Linked DNA regions of Mus musculus: region 2 is linked to region 1. Evidence: chromatin loops called from intact Hi-C (ENCODE). Cell type or tissue: left cerebral cortex. All regions are shown on one strand. Each heading gives the region's core, and the rest is flanking DNA. Links, peaks and the distances in the headings are about the cores only. Region 1 overlaps Sh3bgr (SH3-binding domain glutamic acid-rich protein). Region 2 overlaps Dscam (DS cell adhesion molecule).

The links. Hi-C counts contacts between places; a loop is a spot of excess contacts. Peaks named below come from ENCODE experiments on the same cell type or tissue, not always from the same donor. Only the 100,000 strongest peaks of a DNase experiment are listed, where the experiment ranks them.
Region 2: a loop joins it to region 1, with 2.1 times the contacts of the local background. A loop is called at or near these places in 3 of 42 quality-filtered maps.

What each region holds. Positions count from the first base shown.
Region 1 is chr16:96,225,210-96,235,864 of GRCm38, forward strand. It overlaps Sh3bgr (SH3-binding domain glutamic acid-rich protein), which reads left to right. Exons shown (of 8, transcript NM_015825.2): 8 at 3,314-3,724. It also overlaps a transcript of B3galt5 not described here. Among named protein-coding and RNA genes, the nearest start is that of Sh3bgr, 30 kb to the left of the region's middle. In left cerebral cortex, for the core only: CTCF peaks have their summits at 5,379 (motif pointing right) and 8,281; DNase peaks (open chromatin) are centred at 3,950 and 5,407.
Region 2 is chr16:96,596,121-96,606,775 of GRCm38, forward strand. The region is part of intron 32 of Dscam (DS cell adhesion molecule); the gene reads right to left. Among named protein-coding and RNA genes, the nearest start is that of Gm32509, 120 kb to the right of the region's middle. In left cerebral cortex, for the core only: no CTCF peak of the experiment used is centred there; DNase peaks (open chromatin) are centred at 6,300 and 6,906.

The DNA.
Region 1 (10,655 bases), core at 1,603-9,602:
TCTCATTACTGATGATGCTGACTGCAAATCTAATCCAAAAGTCACTGAGCTAGCTACTGCTTCATGAAAGACAATTGCTGTTGCTGTGCATGTCATCCTAAGGACTGCACAGTCTGTCTCCACTTATTAATATCAACTGAACATTTGTGTGTTCACACTGTGGACCAGGAACACTTGTGTGGACACACTGTGGACCAGGAACACTTGTGTGGACACACTGCACTAGAAACACTTGTGTGGACACACTGCTGACTAGATACACTTGTGTGGACACACTGCTGACTAGATACACTTGTGTGGACACACTGTGGACCAGGAACACTTGTGTGGACACACTGTGGACTAGGAACACTTGTGTGGACACACTGTGGACCAGGAACACTTGTGTGGACACACTGTGCACTAGGAACACTTGTGTGGACACACTGGACTAGGAGACATTTGGCTTTTGCTTCCTTGTGGTTTTAAATATCTGTTGGTGATAAAACAGTAACTATGTAATTCTCTACAGGTAGGTAAGTATCACATGAGTATGTTAATGGGAGAATGGCAGTTTACAGTGACTGGGAATATGAAGGATGTGGTGGGATCCTTAGCTACCAGAGGCTAGGTGAAAACCCTAGAAATCACCTTGTGCTGTGAAAGCAGCTGGTTTCTTGAGACACAAGGACAACACATTTGCAAAAAGGGGTTGCTGCTGTCATTGTCTTTGTGACCCACTCTGGGGCAGCAGGTATTTTAGGATCGTCCTTACAATTTTTCTGCCATGGCTTTAAAAAAATTGAAGAGTATTTTAGTCTCTTTCCTGTCTATATCACACCTGTGTTAAAAGACGTGAGTCAGACTTCCAGTTACAGCCAGGAGAGCAGCTGAGGAGGACATAACAAGGGACGAGTACCCCAGCACACAGTAGGCCATCAGCAAGACCTGTGATGAGACTTGGTCCCCGACTAGAAAAAAAGGTTCATGTAGAGATGGAAAAGGAACTCCTTGGTACTCTGATGTATTGCTTAAGGAACAACTTAAGCAATGCTGTGTAGACAACCGGTGAGGTGGGGTCTGCCATCTTGAATGGTTGGTTTAGTCAGCTGAGTGATAACATTTGCTGGGGTCACCAGTGCAGCCTTTGCTGCATTCCTCTGTGTGTGTGTGTGTGTGTGTGTGTGTGTGCGTATGTGTATGTACACAGAGTGAACATTCCATCTCAAAATTTTCATGGAAAAGAAGCTTCAAGATGGTTTGTGTGTTCTTAGGACATCTTGAAGCTGGTGGGAATGGCTATCACAGTTTGTTACTGGTTCATAAAATTATAACCTTCCATTTATATTACACAGGACTTGATGCCTCCCCCATCCCCATGTTTCTTTTATGCTGTGGATACACACCACTGCCACCTGGCCATAGAATTCTACTTAGTTTTGTTTGTTTTCTTGAGACAGGGTTCCTCTGTGTAGCCCTGGCTGTCCTGGAACTCACTCTATAGACTAGGCTGGTCTTGAACTTCAGAGATCCTCCTGCCTCTGCCTCCCGAGTGCTGGGATTAATGACAAGCACTACCACCACTACCACCTGGCCACAGACCTCTACTTTAAGGTCAACTGTCTGTCAGATTTTGGTAACAGCTCCACTGCTAAGGAATGAACTGGGACTCATTTTTGAGAATTTTATAAAATTCCATCAGAAGAACTGGGGAAAATGCAAAAGTGATAAATTTACCATCAAACTAGGAGTAAAGCAAATTGCCACAGGGCCACAGGGCCACAGGGCCACAGGGCCACAGGGTCACAGGGTCACAGGGCTACAGGGCCACAGGGCCACAGGGTCACAGGGTCACAGGGTCACAGGGCCACAGAGCCACAGGGCCACAGGGTCACAGGGTCACAGGGCTACAGGGCCACAGGGCCACAGGGCCACAGAACCACAGGGCTACAGAGCCACAGAGCCACAGAACCACAGGGCCAAGAGCCACAGGGCCACAGAACCACAGGGCCACAGGCAGCTTCCCAAATACTGCAGATCCATCACTACTCACAACACTTGTAGAGTTCCTTGAAAATTATGCAGTTCTGAGATGACGACCATGAAATCCTGAGTGTGAAATGGCACCGTGGAGAGAGAAGCCTTAGTGTGTGGTTGTTGTCCAGGTTCAACCCCAGAGTTAAAATGAAAGCAATGTGGCACTGGGCAGAGCATTTGGTGTGTTTCCCCGAGGGTTCTAGGTTGGAACCCAGCCAGTAGTAATCTGTTTCAGAGTCTGAACACCTGGACGTGAAGGCGGGACCCAGGCAGCACCGCAAATTTCACCCTTGACTCCTCTTACTTTCTTCACGTGCGCCATGGCAGATAGCAGGGTCCAAGTCCCTGGGAACCACTCAGCTTCCAGAGGCAAGCCTGTCTCTGTGCTGGGGGATTTCATACTCAGATTGAAAACGTGACCTGCTGGAGTGCGTGGCAGTGAACAGAACTGTGAAGACACTCTCTTGTGCAGTCTAGAGTTGGAATCCAAACTATGCTTGAATCTGAGGAGCAACAGTGTGTGGTTTTCAGATTCTGCTTTGGTTTTTTTTTTTTTTTTTTTGTTGTTGTTGTTGTTTGTTTGTTTTTGTCTTTTGATGCAGAGTCTCATTCTGTCACCCTGGCTGGCCTTGAACTCATGAACTCACAGAGATCCTCCTGCTTCTGCCTCCTAAATGCTGCCTTTAAAGGCATGGTGGCACAGACCCAGCATAGTATTCGGAATTGAATTCCTCCTCCTGAGGCTGGACAGATGGCTCAGTGGTTAAGAGTACTTGCTGCTCTTACCAAGCATTCAAATTTGGTTCCTAGCACCTAAATTGCCTGGGACTCAAGCTCCAAGGGATCCCATGCCTTCCTGTGGCATCCATGGGCACCCTCATATACACATGATGCACACACACGCGTACATATGTGTATAAACATACATATTAATAAACAAATAAATAACACTCCTTCCCAATGCACATGACTCAATCCTGCTTTCTAGTGGAGACTTGCACTGTTGAAATTACCCATCAGGAACTTGGCTGAAGATGCAACCGCTCTGCCTTCCACTAACAAATGGTTGGGAAGCCATAGAGAGCTTTCCTTTCTTCTGGTGTTTGGTATATGTTAGGTCTGATAACCAGTACACACCTGGCTCCGTTCTCATGATGGAGATTTATTTTCTCTTCTTTACTTGCAGCCACAAATGGTAAAATGTGGCCCTGCCTTCCTGGTTTGTGGGTTGGATAGTGAAGATCACAGTGATCATTCTGTCTTTAACAGTCTTCTCACAATATTTCCTTCCTTCTAGAATATCCGAGCCACGAGGCTACATTTGAACTCTCTCTTCTCCATTAACGCAACGAAATACTTGGCTGGAAGCCAGCACCCTTCCCTCGGCACACCTGGGTTCACTGAGGACTCACGCCCTCCCAGACAGCTAGGTGCATGTGGGTCTCTACCTCACTGTGTCAACACGAGGCTGAATGTGAAGACTGCACGCGTACGCTGCCTGAAATTTTTGGTCTTTGCTTAACGTTTGTTTCCTTGGCTATGCACAAGTAGACCTTCTCGTTAATATTCTGCAAACAGGATCTTGAGGCGTAGTTTCCCCTCTGTGACATAGCAGAAGGATTTCTTTGTGTACTGCTTGTTTTAGGCTTGGCTTTCAGAACAAAACACTTCCCAGAGAGCAATCATAAATAAAGATTGATGCCAAGAATCTACCTGGTCTTATTGTTTTTCTCCTCACCCCTTCCTGGTTCATCTCTCTGCCTCTGTGAGGACTTGAACTTGCTCTTTCTGTTCAGACTAAGTCCTGTATACCCTGTCGTGCCAATTGGTTCAGGTTTTCAAGTGATTGCTGTGCACACTCTGCAGAGCACTGACACCCACACATGCAGGGGTGCAGCTAGGACATGATGTCTGCAACTTCACGGTCTTTGTACAATTTTGGCTGCAGGAACCTCTATGATCCCCTGGCTGCCGATTGGTTTGCAGGGTCAGCAACAGCTGACTGCTTCGGATAGGTTGGACCACATCACTCTGCTTGCCTGCCAATGTTACTTTATCAGAGCTATTTTCTTCCCTGTTACATTCTGTGGCACTCCGTTTCCCCTGCCATTCTGGGCAGGGATGGATGCCTCTGGCTCTGGGGGTGGGGTAGGCGTGGGGCAGAGGTGGGGGTAAGGGTACGGGCGGGAGGCAAGGCTCCTATCTTTGCTGTGCTGTCCCCTCTTGTCACAGTCACTGTGTTAGTGTCTCCTGCAGAGAGGTCAACTTCCCTCAGCTGAGCCATGCGCTGTTTACAATGTACTATTTAGCTGCAGCAGTCAAACTCTGGAAGATAGCTCTTTTCTTGTTACCTTGGTAACAAAAAGAGACTTTTTTTTTTGAAGCAAATTAGTCCCTCCCCCAATCACTGAAGTAGCTTTCCTTTAAAAACGTTTCTCTAAGAATTGGGAACAAAACACCCATGGACGGAGTTACAAAGTTTGGAGCTGAGACAAAAGGATGGACCATTTAGAGACTGTCATACCCGGGGCTCCATCCCATAATCAGCCTCCAAGTGCTGACACCATTGCATACACTAGCAAGATTTTGCTGAAAGGACCCAGATATAGCTGTCTTTTGTGAGGCTATCCCGGTGCCTGGCAAACACAGAAGTGGATGCTCACAGTCAGCTATTGGATGGATCACAGGGCCCCCAAGGGAGGAGCTAGAGAAACTACCCAAGGAGCTAAAGGGGTCTGCAACCCTATAGGTGGAACAACAATATGAACTAACCAGTACCCCACAGAGCTCGTGCCTCTAGCTGCATATGTAGCAGAAGATGGCCTAGTTGGCCATCATTGGAAAGAGAGGCCCATTGGTCTTGCAAACTTTATATGTCCCAGTACAGGGGAACACCAGGGCCAAGAAATGGGAGTGGGTGGGTAGTGGAGTCGGGGGAAGGGTATGGGGGACTTTTGGGATAGCATTGGAAATGTAAATGAAGAAAATACCTAATTAAAAAAAATTTAAAAAAAGTTTATCTTCTAAAAGCAAGGTAGGTAAAAGACTGGTAATAGGGAAACGATGGGTGAGGTTGGCCTCTCCTTGTGAGTATGTGCACATGTGCACCCCCAAAGAACTCAAAATTCCGTGTTGAAAAACAAGGAGGACCCCTCCTCAATTAATTGACTAATTTTATGGTAATCTGATGGGATTAAAGAGCTTGATTGGTCTAAAGAAGGCCCGAGCATTCAAAGTAAGATTTTTTTTTAATTAGAAAATCAGTGACATAAAAGCTAATTTGTTTCTTTAAGCCTGAGTAGTCTTTGTTGCTCATCCCTGGGGAGGGTCCTCTGTCCCACTGGTGCAAGAACCTACCTCACACTCTAAGGACCACTAGGGGGCGACAAAACACAGGCTTCGTGGTCTGGTGCCGTGGCCTTTAGGGCCAGCTGCCTGTTTGTCCACGGTAGGGTACTTCAGGATGAAATCACTGGGCAGCCAAGGCGTTTACCAAGGAAGAGAGCAGGCAAAACTAAAACCTCTACACAATAGTGAGCTGACAAGCACGTCGTCGTTCATAATGTTTTTATTCGAGATCACGTGCAGGTCTAAAATTAAAATTTGTGCACATATGAATCTATTGCATGTAAACACAGACATATACAAAATACTGGGCTCCATGGTGACATTTTCTTTCTTTCTTTTTTTTTTTTTTTTTTTTTTGTTTGTTTGTTTTCGAGACAGGGTTTCTCTGTGTAGCCCTGGCTGTCCTGGAACTCACTTTGCAGACCAGGCTGGCCTCGAACTCAGAAATCCGCCTGCCTCTGCCTCCCGAGTGCTGGGATTAAAGGCATGTGCCAACATGCCCGGCCCATGGTGACATTTTCACACCTACCTGGCAAGCATTTTCTGCTGTTCTCCCTTATTGTACACACTCTCTCTCATGTCCCCATTCTGTCCTCTGCAAGTTCCCATGTCCTAAAAATCTTTTGTCTTTAAATGTGTATGGGTGTTTTACCTTCATGACTGTACCACATCTGCAGTACCTGGTCCCCAGGGAGGAGAGAAGAGGGAGCCACAGCCCCTAGGACTGGAGTTACAGACACCTGTAAGCCACTATGTGGGTGCCGGGACTTGATTCTTGGTTTTCTGGGAGAGTCCCCTCAAAGCTTTAAAACTTTACTAGTCGCTTATGTGTGCGTGCCTGCATTAGTTTATGTGCACTTTGTGTGTACAGGTACCTGAGGGGGCAACAGGATGGTGTGGAATCCCCAGAACTGGAGTTCCAGACAGTTGTGAACTGTCATGTGGGCAGGAACCAAACCTGGGTCCCCTGTAGGAGCAGTGACTGCTCTTAACTGCTGAGCCATGTCTCCAACCCAGTTCTTAAAAACTTCAAAGCAGGCAAATAATCCGCTTTCCCATGCTTGCCTTCCACAGGAGTCCATGCTAACTCTGCCAGCCCCATGTTGGCAATTTTGATAAGGATTCTTGATCTTCCTGGACCCTCAGGGTGATTCTGAATACCTGAATATCTGGAAACATATTCCTGACCTGAGCTAAAGCATCCTTTTATGGCTTTCTGAAGCCTATGGCTTTCTTTCTTTTCTCCCCTACATTTTTTTTTCTTCCAAAGTGCTTGGTTTTGGTGTTTTTCATTGAGTTGTGAACTCTTTTTCTTTTTTCTTTTTTTTGGTTTTTCAAGACAGGGTTTCTCTGTGTAGCCCTGGCTGTCCTGGAACTCACTCTGTAGACCAGGCTGGCCTCGAACTCAGAAATCCGCCTGCCTCTGCCTCCCAAGTGCTGGGATTAAAGGTGTGCGCCACCACTGCCAGCGAATTGTGAACTCTTTAAGGTGTGTTAGTATGCTGTGGTGTTTAAACTAGAAGCCTGGGGCTGCTCAAGCACATGGTTTCTTCTGGGATGCAGACTCAAGCTGGCGAGGACTCCAGTGTGAATGTCGTGTGGTTGGGGAAGGCTTAACGTGGGGATCCCTGTCAAGGTTAGCGTTGTTGTAGATCCAACATCTGGTTCTTGCCAGCACAGCTGCTCAGTACCTTCTCCAGGATGGACTAGTGGGAATCCAGGTCACTGTGGGAGATACAGCAGCAGCAGTGCCTTTCCTGTTAATTTTGTTGTTGATTGCATCCTGCTGTGAGTCAGGCTCCTGAATAGGAAGCCTTACATATTCATTTTTGCAACCTGGTGAATCCTGTGACAGACGGAAGGAAAACCGAGGCATCCATGTTTGTATGTGAGCTACAAAGTCTGGAAACACAAGGGCAGAATATGAGAAGAACGCCTCACCTCAGCCGCCAGCACCCCAGTCTTATTCTACTGTGGTTCCTGGCTTTGATCACAGCCCACCCTGGATAATGCTTGGCACAGACATTTGGGAGAATGCATCTTGCTCCCCAGAGCTCCACCTTTCCTGACCCTTTCTAGGTCTTTGTTCTGTCAGTAGACTCAATGTTGCCTCCAAGACAAGTCCTCTGAGCCTTGGAGTATGGGAGTCTCTGTTTGGGTGCCAGTTGGTTTCTCACTGAAGTGGATCCATTGCATTTGGTGGCTAGAACAAAGCTCTAACAACTTACTTTTTTTCTAATCTTAACAATTTCATACCCTCTAATAAAAAGAATGACTTTTTTAATGTCTTCATTAAAAACAGATAAAATGTTACCCAATAAGGAGTTACAGCAGGATTGTTGATTGTAAGTTCCAAGTGGTAGTTTTATCTCTTTCATTCTATAAGCTCATTATCAGTTCAAAGCAATAGTTTTATCCACAGGTTCATCATACAGTCACAGCAATAGCTTTTTTTTTTTTTTAATGTAATAGAATCACCCACTCCTTTATTTAGAATTCCCCACTTACTTTATTATGGTGAACACCTGTGGCCTTATCCCTGGACCTGACCTAGAATGAATGATTTCCTTGATCATTAATTTGTTTGAAACCTATTTTTCTTCCTAGTGCAATTTACATGCTTATTACACATAAGAGCTCATTGAACTCCTTTTTGAACTACACAGCCTTTGGTATTCTGTGGCAGGAGGTACATTCTGTTTTCGATTCTAACCTTAAACTCTCTATCAACTATCTTAACTTCTTAAAATCAGTTACAGGGATTCTGTAAAATCAGTATCAGGAATTATATAATTCATGAATTACCAATTTATCTAAACAGCATTATTTCATGAAAGTTCATCTTCATGTTGATCTGCAGGAAATTTGCCCAATAGGGTGGGCTAATCCCCAGGAGTCATTCATAACAGTGTCCTCTAGGTGACTCCAAACCCAGGGGAGTTGCCAACTGAAAGTAAGCACCCATTGCAAGGCTCTGGGCAGCACAGCTGTGGTTCCTCATAAGTAGTTCTGATCTCAAAAAGAATTTGTGACTATTAAGTAGGAATTATAGTTTTTGATTGGTCACTATTAATTCCTACCTAATGTGTCACTAATTAAAAATATTTTGATTTGTGTGTATGTGTGTGTGTGTGTGTGTGTTGTGAGGTAGGGGCAGCAACCTCAAGTGTTTGTCTACCATCAGGTTTTTGAGGAAAGGGGGTGCCTATTTTATTTTAGAAGTATGCGTGTTTTACTTGCATGTATGTCTGTGTACCACATGCTTGGTGCCTGTGGAGTCAGAATAGAGAGAGTTGGATCCCTTGGACCCAGACTTGCAAGCAATTGTGAGCTGCCTTGTGGGCGCAGAGAACCTGGATTTCTGTCAGAGCAACAAGTGCTCTTAACCACTCAGCTATCTCTTCAGCCTGCAAATCCCCCTCTCTTTTTCCCCTAAAACAAGGTTTCATTAAGTAGCCCTGGCTGGCTTGTAACTCAGTATGTAGACCCATAGAGATACGCCTGCCTCTGCCTCCTGACTTAACCACCATGCCTGGCGGGTGGCTCTTTTTGTCGTTCACCAGTCTGGCTGCTCCACCTGCTTCTGGGATTCTTCTGCGTTTTCATGGCATCTCACCCTAGGAGTCCTGGGCTACAGCTGCCACTGCACTTGGCTTTATGTAGGTTCGGTCCTGATGCTTACCCAGAAAGCCTTTTACTCACTGGACCATCTCCCCAGCATCTCTGTTTCCCTGTAGCTTCTTTTCCTGGGAGAGGCCTGGAGTGGACACGAAAAGGTATAAAGGTGACCACACCATAGACACAGTATTCGGAAGTACCGGAACTACTGTAGATTATTCTCCAGTGTTAAAGGCCACCTGTGATTTTTAAATCTAAGAATGAACCCAACAGACAGTGCAAACAAAAAAGTAAACTTGTTTTACATAAGATCTCAAACTGGGAAGTTCCCAAATGAATTGCAATGCTCAATTCAAAACTCATGTGGTGAGCAATTACAGATGGCTTTGCAAAGTTCTGTTTTTACATATATAGTGTGTGTGGTGTACATGTGTGTGTGTGTATATATATGTATATGTATGTATGATGGGTATATGTGTGTATGTGTGGTATATATATATATATATATATATATATATATATATGTGTGTGTGTGTGTGTGTGGTATGCATGTGTATGTGTGTGTGTATGTGTGCATGTGCATATATGTGTGTATGTGTGGTATGTATATGTATGTGTATATATGTGTGTGTATGTGTGGTATATATATGTGTGTATATATGTGTGCATAGTGTATATGTGTGTGTACTTGTGGTATGTATATATGTGTGTATGCCTGTGTGTGCATATGTGTATGTGGGGATAGGATGTGCATGTGTGTTATATGCATATGTATATGTGTGAGTATGCTTGTGTATTTGTGTGCTTGCTTCCTTGTGTCTGAGTACACATGGGCTTGGAGGTCTGTGCGTTTGTGTGTACATGGAGTGGAGAAGTGAAGACTGGGTGTTGATGTTAGCTGTTTTCTTTGACATATTGAGGTAGAGTCCCTCATTGGCCCCAGAGCTCACCAGTTTACCTAGCCTAGCTAGCCAGTTTGCAGCAGGGATCCTGTCTCCGCCTACAGAGTGTAGGTGGCCACCATACTCCACATGGGTGCTGAGGACTCAGTCCTCATGCTTTCACTCTGAGCACTTTACTGGAGAGCCATCTCCCCAGTCTCCAACCATATAGCTTCTATCTGCTAAATCAGTGTTGTATATTTGATACCGACAACTAGTCATAAAAACTAATTTGGTAGTCTGCAGTTCAATTTGAATTTTATATTTTTCCTGAATTTTTTTTTTTGTCAAGGTTTAGGGACCCACTGTGGAGGGCAAGTCTGGTAACCATGGCAACACCATTGCCATCAGCAAAGTAGCTCCCAGAACTCAAGGTTTTCCGGGTAGGGAGGTTAATTCCTGTAACAAAGGCTTTCTGTTCCAGTGGGCACAGGAAAGCTCCTGTTTGAGTTGGTGGCTGGGGTGAGCCTTCAGGCTGCTGACTCTGGAGGGAAGAACGTAAGTTGTAGCTTGCCACCCTTAGTTGTTTTATGAACACGGAATAGTGAAAATGCTTGCCAGCAGGGCATGTTCCCCAGGAACCCACGCCTCTTCGCAGCAGCGTCACAGACTCCCGCATAGGTGCTGTGCGTGAGCTCGTTCTGAACAGCAGTATCGGTTCCTTGAAGGATTTCTCAAGCGTGTGTAGCGCGCACAATAACCCAGTTCTGGAGTGTTTCAAAGGGGTCACAA
Region 2 (10,655 bases), core at 1,627-9,626, 370 kb after region 1:
TTTACTCTTTTTTATTCCATTGTAAGATTACCTTTACCCTGGTGTCCCAGTGTTTATGCAGGGTTGCTTAAGGGCTAGATTAAGATGATCTGTGACTGAGATCTGCTTCTGAGATTTGACTCCATCTTGCTGCTTGGGATATTTCTAGTGTGCTATGAACATACTTGGGCCTTGGTCTTCACCCATTCACTCTGCACCCTGGACAGTTATGAACCCTAAAAAGCTTGTAGCATCTCAGTCCCAAGCAGGTTACAGATTGCTCTAATTTTGGGATTGGGCAGATCAAGACAAATACATTTGAAATGAGAACACAATGCCCTGTGCTGGCAAAGATGGCTCAGCAGGTAAAAGCACTTGCCACCTTGCCTGGAAGCCTGACTATAATCCCCAGGACCCATATGGCAGAAGGAGAGAAAGGATTTCCACAAGTTGTTGTCTGACTTCCACATATGCACACTTATGCACATACAAGGATTATGTAAATAAATATTTTTAAAACATGGTGCGTAAGGTTTCTGCCTGTAACATCAAAGTTCTCTCTTTTGGTATAGTGACCAAAAAGTTGTTTTTTTGTTTTTTGTTTGTTTGTTTGTTTGTTTGTTTTTTTTTTTTTAGATAGGCTTAAAAAGAAAAAAAACTTAGAAGTGCAGATCTTTCATGATGAAACTGGAAAGATCATCACAGCTAGGTCTCCTTGTAGGTTCTGCAAAGCAGCTCTGAACAACTAATATCTCCCAAGGAACAGGAGTTAACAGGCAAAGCTCTATGGGGTTAGGCAGTTGCTCTCATTGGCTCTTTTTCAAATGTAGACTGTGTTTTCTAATCAGTGGTCAGAGCAGCTCTTTCGGCTGTGAGAGTGCATCCAACGGACATGCTTAATAATGCATGTGCTTATGGGGAAGGAAACACTGGTCTGCGTTCATAGTCAGCATTTTATGTCGATTGAAATCTAAGCCCACACACTAGTTAAATACCGATGGGGAGATGGGATTGTCTGGAAGTCTTTTTTAGACCCTACATTCCTCAGATGCTTATACATATCAAGGTCACCACTGAGATGTCTGCTCTTGAAAGAGAAGGATTCAGGGTAGGAGGTGACTACTGGATGCTGACATCCTTGCCTGTCCTGCCTCCCTACCTCTCTTTATCATAAGGGAGACATTCATTCTTGACTCCCATTGACTGTTAAGTGCATCCTGGAGGTTGGAATGGACATTACAAGCATGACTGGTATAGATCTGGGCTAGGTTGCTCCTATCCACTATTGGGGGAGGGGGGGTGCGGCTATGGCAAGGCCTCCATTAAGTAGTTCACACATGCAAGTTTCATCACAGGAGTTTAGAGGTGGAGGTCTATCAGAAGTACGATAGAGCCAATTAGTGGTCCCTGTGGACACAAGTCCAGGACTCTGAATGTGGCTTCATCCAGAGAAGTGGCCTTTGCAGATGGGATGAAGTTAAGTGACCGGAGAAATGATCATTTGGATTTAATATGGGCTTTAAATCCGATGACGTGTGTCTCTATATAAGAGCCAGGCAGAGGAACGTGGGTGGTGCAGAGACACAGCGGGGAGAGCCATGAGGGGATGGAAGCCGAGCCAGAGTGGTGTGGCCATAAGCCCAGGGGTAGCCTGGAGTCAGCAGAGCTGGGGTTGGCCATGAATGTGCTCTTACCTAGAGCCCTCAGAGGAACATGTGTCAGCTGGTGTCTTGACTTTGAACTTCTGGTCTCTAGAACTGCGAGAGAATAAATCTGTTTTAAGCTCCCAAGTTTGTGGTGACTTGTCACAGCAAGCCTGGGAAACTGATACCTTTTCTTTATTGTCTGTGATGGGCTTAGGGTCTCCCCATCAGCAGACACGATCCCTCCTTTCCCATTACTCATATCTGCCTCCTCCAGCCTAGGGAAGAGAAAAGGTTGAAGAAGCTATAGAAAGTTCTTGATAATACTGGGAGCCCAGAGAAGCTCAGCTGGAGCTGGTGCTGGTGCCATCTGCCATCCTTCCTTCCTCCTCTGTCAAACCCAAGCCATGGCCCCTTGCCTGCTCTCCTACCCTGCAGAAGCAGACCCTGTCGATCTGGCTCCAAAAACAACCCAGAGCTTAGCAGTGAGGACTCAGTGGATCTGACTTCCTGCAGCTCCTCTAACTCCACCACTGGAGGAAATACATCCCATGCTGGTCAGCCAGGATCCTCTGAGTTGCCCCTACTTGAAAGCACCAGCAGCCAGCAAAGCAAGAGCCCTTTTGCTCTGAACTCCATATACGTACCATGGATTATATACCAGGGTGCCACCTCTGGCAGGTACATACACCCTGGACATCCTGTGTGTGGAATCTGTTGCTGAACAAACCTCAGAGTCAAAGCGCAGTCCTCACACTGTCTGTAGAGAGCCAGGCTGCAGTCTGCACCGTGGCTTTGGGGTAAGTGGTGTTAGTCATTTAGAGAGAGATCAGGAAAGCAGAAAAACACCCATTCTAAGTGAAGAGGAACATCTGGCCTGCATTCTATTCCCTACCCTCCATCTCCTTTGTCTCTGCTCACCCCACTGCCTACATTGTTTCTAGCTTCCCCCCAAGTTTCTTCAACCAAGTGAATGCCTCATTCCCAAGCCAAGCAGGAACCCAGGCTTGATGGAAGAGACTTATTGGAGTCCCAGCTGGGCCTCTGAAACACAATCCATGATTGAATCGGGCAACTTTGAAGCACACACCTGCACACTCATCAAGACCCTTTGCCCTCTGCTCTTGGAGTCCACACCTCTGTGTCGGCAAAGCAATGGGACAGTAGGAAGCTGAGGCAGAGGTGAAGATGCTGAGCATATGGTAGTGTGTGAGGCTGGGCTGGGTGGGATAGGGTGTGGTGACAGCCAGGGACTGGATGAGAGGCAGTCAAAGGAGAGAAGGGACAGTAGAGGACAGAGATGACAGAGATGGATACATGCAGGAAGATGGAAGCAGAAGGCAAGTAGAGGAAACACAGCCATAGAGAGATGAGAATTAAAGGTGGGGGTAGAGGAAAGCCATGGAGAAGACAAGCCTCTTGTGACTCATGGGACACCGGGGAGGTGAGTGTGATAGACCTGTGCACTACACTCGTGGAATACCCCCCTCTTAACTTCAAAGATATTGCAAGACCACCTGAATGACACACACTTGTTCTAGGCACTCCTTCTTACATTCCCCCCACCCCGTCTTGTTACAGATGATAAATGGCACCCACCACTGCCCTTCTGGGAGGAGCCCAGGCCTTGGATTTGACTCACATTTCAAGGGAGGAGGGCAATTTAGCTATTAACTCAATGCTGTGTGTTATTTTCTGATACAATGTTTCATTTTTCATCCCCTGCTGCAGACCTCTGGGGACCTTCGGTGACAGTAATGTTTCTGAAAGTCCAGATTAAGTAAGCTGGCATCGATTTCTCCCCTTCTCCTAACTAGTCAGCATACAGATGTAATTACTGCCTCCCTGATCCCTCCTAGACATGAATCCTGCTACTACAGCCTCTCATCCATCAGCACCTAAGGCTCAGAGCCTGTCATCCTCCACCAAGGAAGGGGGCAGTCAGGCCCTGTCTGTCCTGATGGTGTGCAAGCTGCTCTATGCAAATGTTGCCTCCTTTTAGCTAAAAACTTCTTGAGCTTTCCCAATCTATTCAGGGTCATACACAAAGCCTGGTGTGTCATATCTGGAAAGGGGAGGGCAAAAATCCATCAGAATGCTTACAGAAGTCCTGGAGTGTGAGTCAGTCTTTCCACCTTGTCCCTGTCCCCTGACCCCACGACCAGTTGTCATACACCATACAATCAGAAGTATCTGGTTTTGGCCAGTCACTGAGGTTGACCTCACCCCTGGGGATATGTGACATTATTATTATGGGGGAGGGGCCAGGGAGGAAAGCTACTAGCATCTATGGGCCAAAGAGTGGCAGGTTATCAGGACCCGCAGCACCACAGATAGCCACCCTGCCTCAAGTATTGATGTCACTGCTGTTAGGAGCTATCAGTGTAAATGGTGAAAGTTCACAAAATTGTAAGCAGGCCCTTCTTACCTTCTGGTTCTACATGGAACATACTGAACTCAACCTGTGTAGGATGCTACTGTTTACAGTGTACCAGCCCATGGGAACTTGACCTTCCTGGAAGACCATGGGAAGATGGGTGAGTCATACAGTGGTCAGAGCCAAAACCCAGGTGTTTTTGTCCCAGTGACTCTGGTGAGGTGGTTGCTGAGTGAACTGGAAGGGTCAGCGTTTGCAAGTTCACACTCATCTCTCCTCTGCTTCCAAACAGCTCTGGGACTCCCCCCCCCCCCACCCCATACAGGGGCATTTACCCTGCTGGAGCACCATAGTCCAGGGCAGGGGCAATGAAATGTCTTCAGGCTTTCAGCCTGACAGAGTCATATGTACTAAGCTGTCTCACCTATAACATGGGTAAAGTATATCTGCTCTGGAAATTGTAGGGCTAGCGTGTCTTGTGGAAGAAATAAATTCATGCACTTTCAGGACTGGGCATCACGGACATACTGTACTCTGAAGCTGACTTTCCTTTTTCTTCTTCAATACCTTGTTATCCAGGATCCAGGAAGCTACATAAACACTGTCCCAAATTCGTGGAAAAGCTAAGTGTACCACAGTTCTCAGGGACACAAATTGCCTCCTGGGAGTCATAAAAGGCACCTTTCATCAATTTCTAACAAGGTTTTGATGTCTGTGCTTGGAGGCAGTTGGATATTGATGCAGAACTAAGCAGCAGAGGGCATGTAGACCTAACAGTTTCAGTGATGATCATGGAGATGAGCCTTGTAACATTATAGCTAAGGAGCTTGTGATGGAAGGCCACTGTGGACTCTGCCCTCAGCTCGGGCAGACGGGATCTAACACGTTCTTAGTTTAATATTAATGCCACACCACGGTAATAAAAACCCTTGTAAACCGATCTCTCTGTAAACGAGTCTTCGCTCCCAAACAGCGATGAGGAAAAACACTAAATAAATAATGTGACATTAATATCAGAGGGCCCAGCGTTTGGGCTCGGTTACTGTTCTTGGCTTGCGGTTTGGAGTCTTCATGCATTTTTAAGAGTACATTGATATTGTGATCTTCCTATGTGCTGATGGATTTTACAAACTACACTGAGGTGTGGGGTAGGACTTTGACTTGGTCACAGTTCGATAGTCTTCAGTAGTAAAGTAGTTTATATCATATTGGGATCAGAAACTCTTATTTGGATGAGGGTACTGGATTTCTTACTGGGAACACTGGGAAGGGATGTGAGATTTTAAGACAGACCTACCTCTCCCAAGAGGCCCTCTCAGGAAGCACACACTGGTAGCCTGGGCTAGGGGCTTGTACTTGCTCAGTGTTACAAAGCAGGTTAACAGTCTCAGCTCCCAACCACAGCAAACAAAATGACAGACTTAGGTCCACCCCACAGCAGGAGCTGAGTTAAGGCAGAACTAACCCAGGGTATCAGGGGCCAAGAGTTGGAGAATGGAAAGCAGAGGTGAAGCTGGTGGGGAAGATGAGGGGTTGATTCTTCAGTGTCTTGCCCACTTCTATCTCTAGAGAGGTAGAGAGCCATAGAAAGTATTAGCTGTTACATTTCTTGAAATTATGTCTTGTTTTTTTTTTTTTCCCTGTTGGGGATCTGGGATGCATTAGAATATGAAATTGGTAGAAGCCACATGGAACCATGTTAAAAGACAGTATTCTCCATTCTTGTCTCTACAGAATATTCTGTAGACTTTCATGATGCTGAGTGTGTGTGTGTGTGTGTATGTGCACAGGCATGCCTGTCTTCACAGTTGGGTTTTGTCCAATTTCTTAGATATTTTTAAAAGATTTATCTGTAGTATTTTCAGGACCCCTTCTCTGCAGCCTCTATTATGACATATTATTCAGATAAACCAATGGGATTGTGGGAGGTATTAATTAAATATATTAATACTTTCATGGGTTGGGGTGATAACATCTTTCTATATTAAAGAGATTCAGTCAGTGGTAGTGGCCTACATATATGTATTCTGATGGGGTTTGCAGTGAGTTTGCATCAGGGCAAGGTTTTGAGACTTAACACCTCCCGAGAGACTGATAGAGCTTTCAGCTCTTCAACAATTAGAACCTAACCCCAGCAAATCAGCCAAGAAAGCATCAAGCTGCCCACTGGGCCTCAGAAGCCAAAGAAAATGCAGTCATATCCAAGAATACTTCTGTAGAAGGGGAGAATGACTAATAGCCCAAGCCACAGGAATGGCTACGTATACTTTGCAGAGCACTTAGCTATGTTAGAGCCTCATGGACAGAAGGCTTCTCTGGAAAGCAGGGACAGAGGGGGAGAGTAGAGGGGGTGGCTGCTGAAAACTCAGGAATATAAATACTCAACTTTTGTCTCAAGGAAATGGGTTGTCAGGCTAGTTTTCTATCACCTTGACACAAACTAGAGTAACCTGAGGGGAGGGACTGGAGGACGTGCTTCCACCAGACTAGTCTGCAGGCATTTGTCTGTGGTACTGTTCTGATTAGTAATTGGGTGGGAGGGCCCAGCCTGCTGAGGGCAGTGTCTCCCATGGGCAGATGGTCCTGGATGGTAAAAGCAGGCGAGCAAGCTAAGCAGTGATGGGGTGAGAGAGAGAGAGAGAGAGAGAGAGAGAGAGAGAGAGAGAGAGAGAGAGAGCGCGCAATGGTTCTCAGTGGAGCTTGCTTCTGCTCCCGACTGAATTCCTGGCCTGACTTCCCTCACTAGATTGGGATCTGTACACCAAATAAACCTTTTCTTCCCCAAGTATCTTTTGGCCATGGGTTTTTTTTATCACAATAGAAAGCAAATTAGGTCACAGACTTGGAATTCTAAGAATAGAACCATTGAGAAGAAGTCTTTCCGTAATGAGTGCACTGAGGGACCATCCCTGAGAACAGACTAGAATCCTAGGGAAATCTATAAGAAGCCAAGCTGCAACTACCAGTCAGGGAGATCTGGTTTCTAGGAAGGAGCAGAGATGAGCACACTGCTCTATATAAACTGCAGAGTGGACAAAAGAGCCGTGCAGAGGTGCAGTCTCCTGGCCTGGCTCCTAAACTGTCATCCCTGTGGGGCATGGGGATGTCTGTGTTTGATGGGTCAGATGGATCTCTTGACTCACACTGTAAACACCAAGCTCCCTCCAACCTTTATTTTCTCTCTTTTGTCTGCTTTTGGATCATGGCCACACAGGGTCTTCTCTATGCTCCTTCTCCCAAATAATTTACATCTCATTGCCTCTGTGAGACTTCTTTGACCATCTTTTCCAAGATACCCACTGCTAGACATGTAACCCATGCAAGCACTTAGCATGTCCTAAAGCTTTGGTGTTAGCTCATGCAGTTGCATCATTATAGCTTCTTATAAGGATCTTTCTGAGTCTGTCTCGTACCATATTCTCAGCTCCCAAGTCATTCAGAAGAAACCCAATAAGTTATCCACAGGGACAGAAGGGGAAAAGCTCATTCTAGTAATTGTATTACAATGTACAGGCCCTAAAAATTAAAAAAAATCATTAAACTCTTAAGCCAAGCTGCAAAGGAAGAGTTAGGGGTCTCCCAGGGAGGTGGTGCTTACACACACACACACACACACACACACACACACACACACACACACACACTGCTCTTCATCCTCTCTCATGACTGAAACTCATACATTTAGGAGAGGATAACAAAATGAGATGAAGGAATACTAAATCATAATCCAACAACTGCATCCAATAGCTGGTTATTTGGTGGAAGCTCTAGATAGCAGCTATTGAATGGGTGAGCCATGGACCAGCTGGGACCTCAGAGACACCATCAGTGGAGACTGGAATGGGTGGATTTGGAGCCTATAGAGTGCAGGTGCCGATACCTTAGGGTCCTTGCTTTCCCTGAGGCTGCTGGGCCAGGTATGAAGGGAGCATGGGCGGTGAGCTGATGTGTCAAGCCCTGCTGTGTCATGGCTCAGGCGTACCGGCCGAACATCACAGATAAGTGAGAAGGCTTGGCCAAAGAGCAACAGAAAATGGTTCAGGGTATCCACAAAACTAAGAAGGGGCTCTATAATCAAGGAGACAGGTCCTTGAAACATTCCAGCAATTTATCCTAGGAATACAGAGTTTGAACCTCTTTGCCTTTTGAAAGATGTGATCAGCTAGCCCTGACTGAAGAAAGCAAGCACGTCCTAGTAATAAAATATACGTATCTTAGGAATTCAAGTCAGGCATTATTATTAAAATGTAAAGCTAGACTCTGACTTGTATGTATGTGGGTTATCCTCTACCTGGAAGTGATTTGTTTGGATTTGTCAAGGGCAAGAGGGGAAAATATGTCTTTTTTTTTTTCCTTAAAAGCATGTTGGCATAAACTCGAATGTCCTTTTGTATTTGAATATATCTGACTAATCACTTCTAGTAATTAAAATATTAGCCAATCGCTCAATCTTGTTATGAATACAACACTGACTAAAGAAGACATATTCAATAACATCTATGCACTATGCATAGACATAGTACTCTGTGTTGATTCTAACACTGTTAATTCATTTAAAATTAATTCTTGAACACTGCCTAGGGGTGCCTATTAGTATCTAAGACCCGACTCTTCCTTTCTTGGAGCCATAACCTAGACAAGTTCATGTATATAACTTGATGCCCATTTGTAGGGAGTTTGAAAGTTTGGAATCATGATCATTGGTACTGAAGACAGGCAAAGTAAAAAGATAAGGTGATAAAATGAAGAGGTGATGGAGAAGAACAGGCTGTGCTAAGAAGCAGAAAATAATATTCCTCATCCAGAACTCAGAGGGGGAACAGGAAAAAAGTGGGTTAGTTAAAAGTACTGGTCAAAGAAGGGGGTTAGAACAGCAGGCAGCCTTCTGCTTTGCACGTCTTCCACTTGACATGTATGTAGCCATCTTGACGCATCCCCATCACAGCTGCCCCTCAGTGTATCATTTTCAAGGCATGATATTAAGATAGAGAAGATAGTGGGATGCGGGTTTTTACGGCCAGATTCTAGTACCAGAACTGTGACAGACTCGTGTTCATTTGCTTGGACATTATGCACACACTTGATGCATTTAGGGCTGACTGATGTCACTTCTGCCTGACCTTATAGCCCTCATTTTTCTGACCCAAATCTGAAAGGTTACTCTGGCCTTACCATCACCCTGGTGATACACTATAATTCCATCAGGAAATCCTCTGTTCTGTATTTGATCTGCCTGTCCTACACCTTCAGACCTGTTCTCCTGCTGGACCTGGGGTCCCGCAGAACCAGTTCTGCACCTCATACCATAGTATATTAATAACAGATAGTTCTTGAGATAACTAATGCAGAACCCCCTGAAGGATTAAGAAGGAACAACAGAAAGGTTCCCAGAGGATGAAATCTCTCTATAAAGCATATTAAAAATCCAATAATAATCCAGCCCTGTGGCTTAGACAAAACAAAGTTTGTGTACATCAGAACTCACATTGACTCAAGAAATTATTCATATCTAAAGTTATAAAAATCACTTCACTTTAAATAATGCATTAAGATGATAGCCACTTTGTGGCGATGTCTGGGATGCCCTAAGGTAACAATGTCACAAACAAAGTATAAACTTTAAATAAAAGAGATTCTTAACCTAACCATACAGACGGCATGCCATCAGAAAGAAAGGTCAGGCCTTTCATGATTTGAACGCTTGCAAAAATAGGGCACTCATCCTACCTGGAAGCACTTTCTATGGCCTAAATCACACCCGAAGGAGAAGTAGTGTAATGGTCTCTTATATGAGAGCAGAGAGTAGACAGGCTGTGGAGATGGAGTGGGTGCTTTCAGGACTTTAATGGCCACCAAGAAAGGAAGGCGGGGGAGAGGGGTCTACACTCCGGGGATTCTAACAACTATCTGGAAGTCTGCTGGTACCCCAGAACACTCTCTCTCCTCCCTGCTTCTCTGCATTTGGCAGTATGCTCATGGACAACTCCAGAGCAATGATACGGTATCATGCCCAACTACAGTTGCCAGGAGGTGCCCAGTGGCTCATGTCTTCTCCTGCTGTTCTCGTCACTTCTAGGATGAGCAAGGTCCAAAAGCCATTATCACATCTTATCTTCATTTGCCTTTTAAATAAATGCTATGAACAGCAGCAAAACACATGAATGAAAACATGCAGGAGTAACGGCCTGCACTCTCCCCTGCAGAGGCAGACAGTGAAAATGAAATTAGGACTCTTTACTGCGTCTGCCACAACTTTTGAGTCCATCTGAGAGATTGCTTGCCAGATAGGTAATTCTCATTTTACATATTTTTCATGCATTTATTAGGGCCTTATTTGAGTTTTGCCTTATGCCATAAGACCCAACACAGTGATCATAATTTAAAGAGGGAGGTATATATATATATATATATTTAAATAGTGCCAGTGCTGTGGCTCAGATAAATGGTGACATGCTGAATGTGTATCTTTGGCTGTTCCATGAAGGAATGGGTATGGGGCAGCCCTTACAGATGGGAAAAACAAAAACAAAAAAGGTGTTTCCTTAGGTGAGCAGTCCACTGGCCTGGTGGATTCAGTTTGAAGCTTTGCTTCAGTTGTGCTGAGCGTGGTTTGTTAATACAACAGCCAACATGTAATAACTAAGTTTCTACAGAAA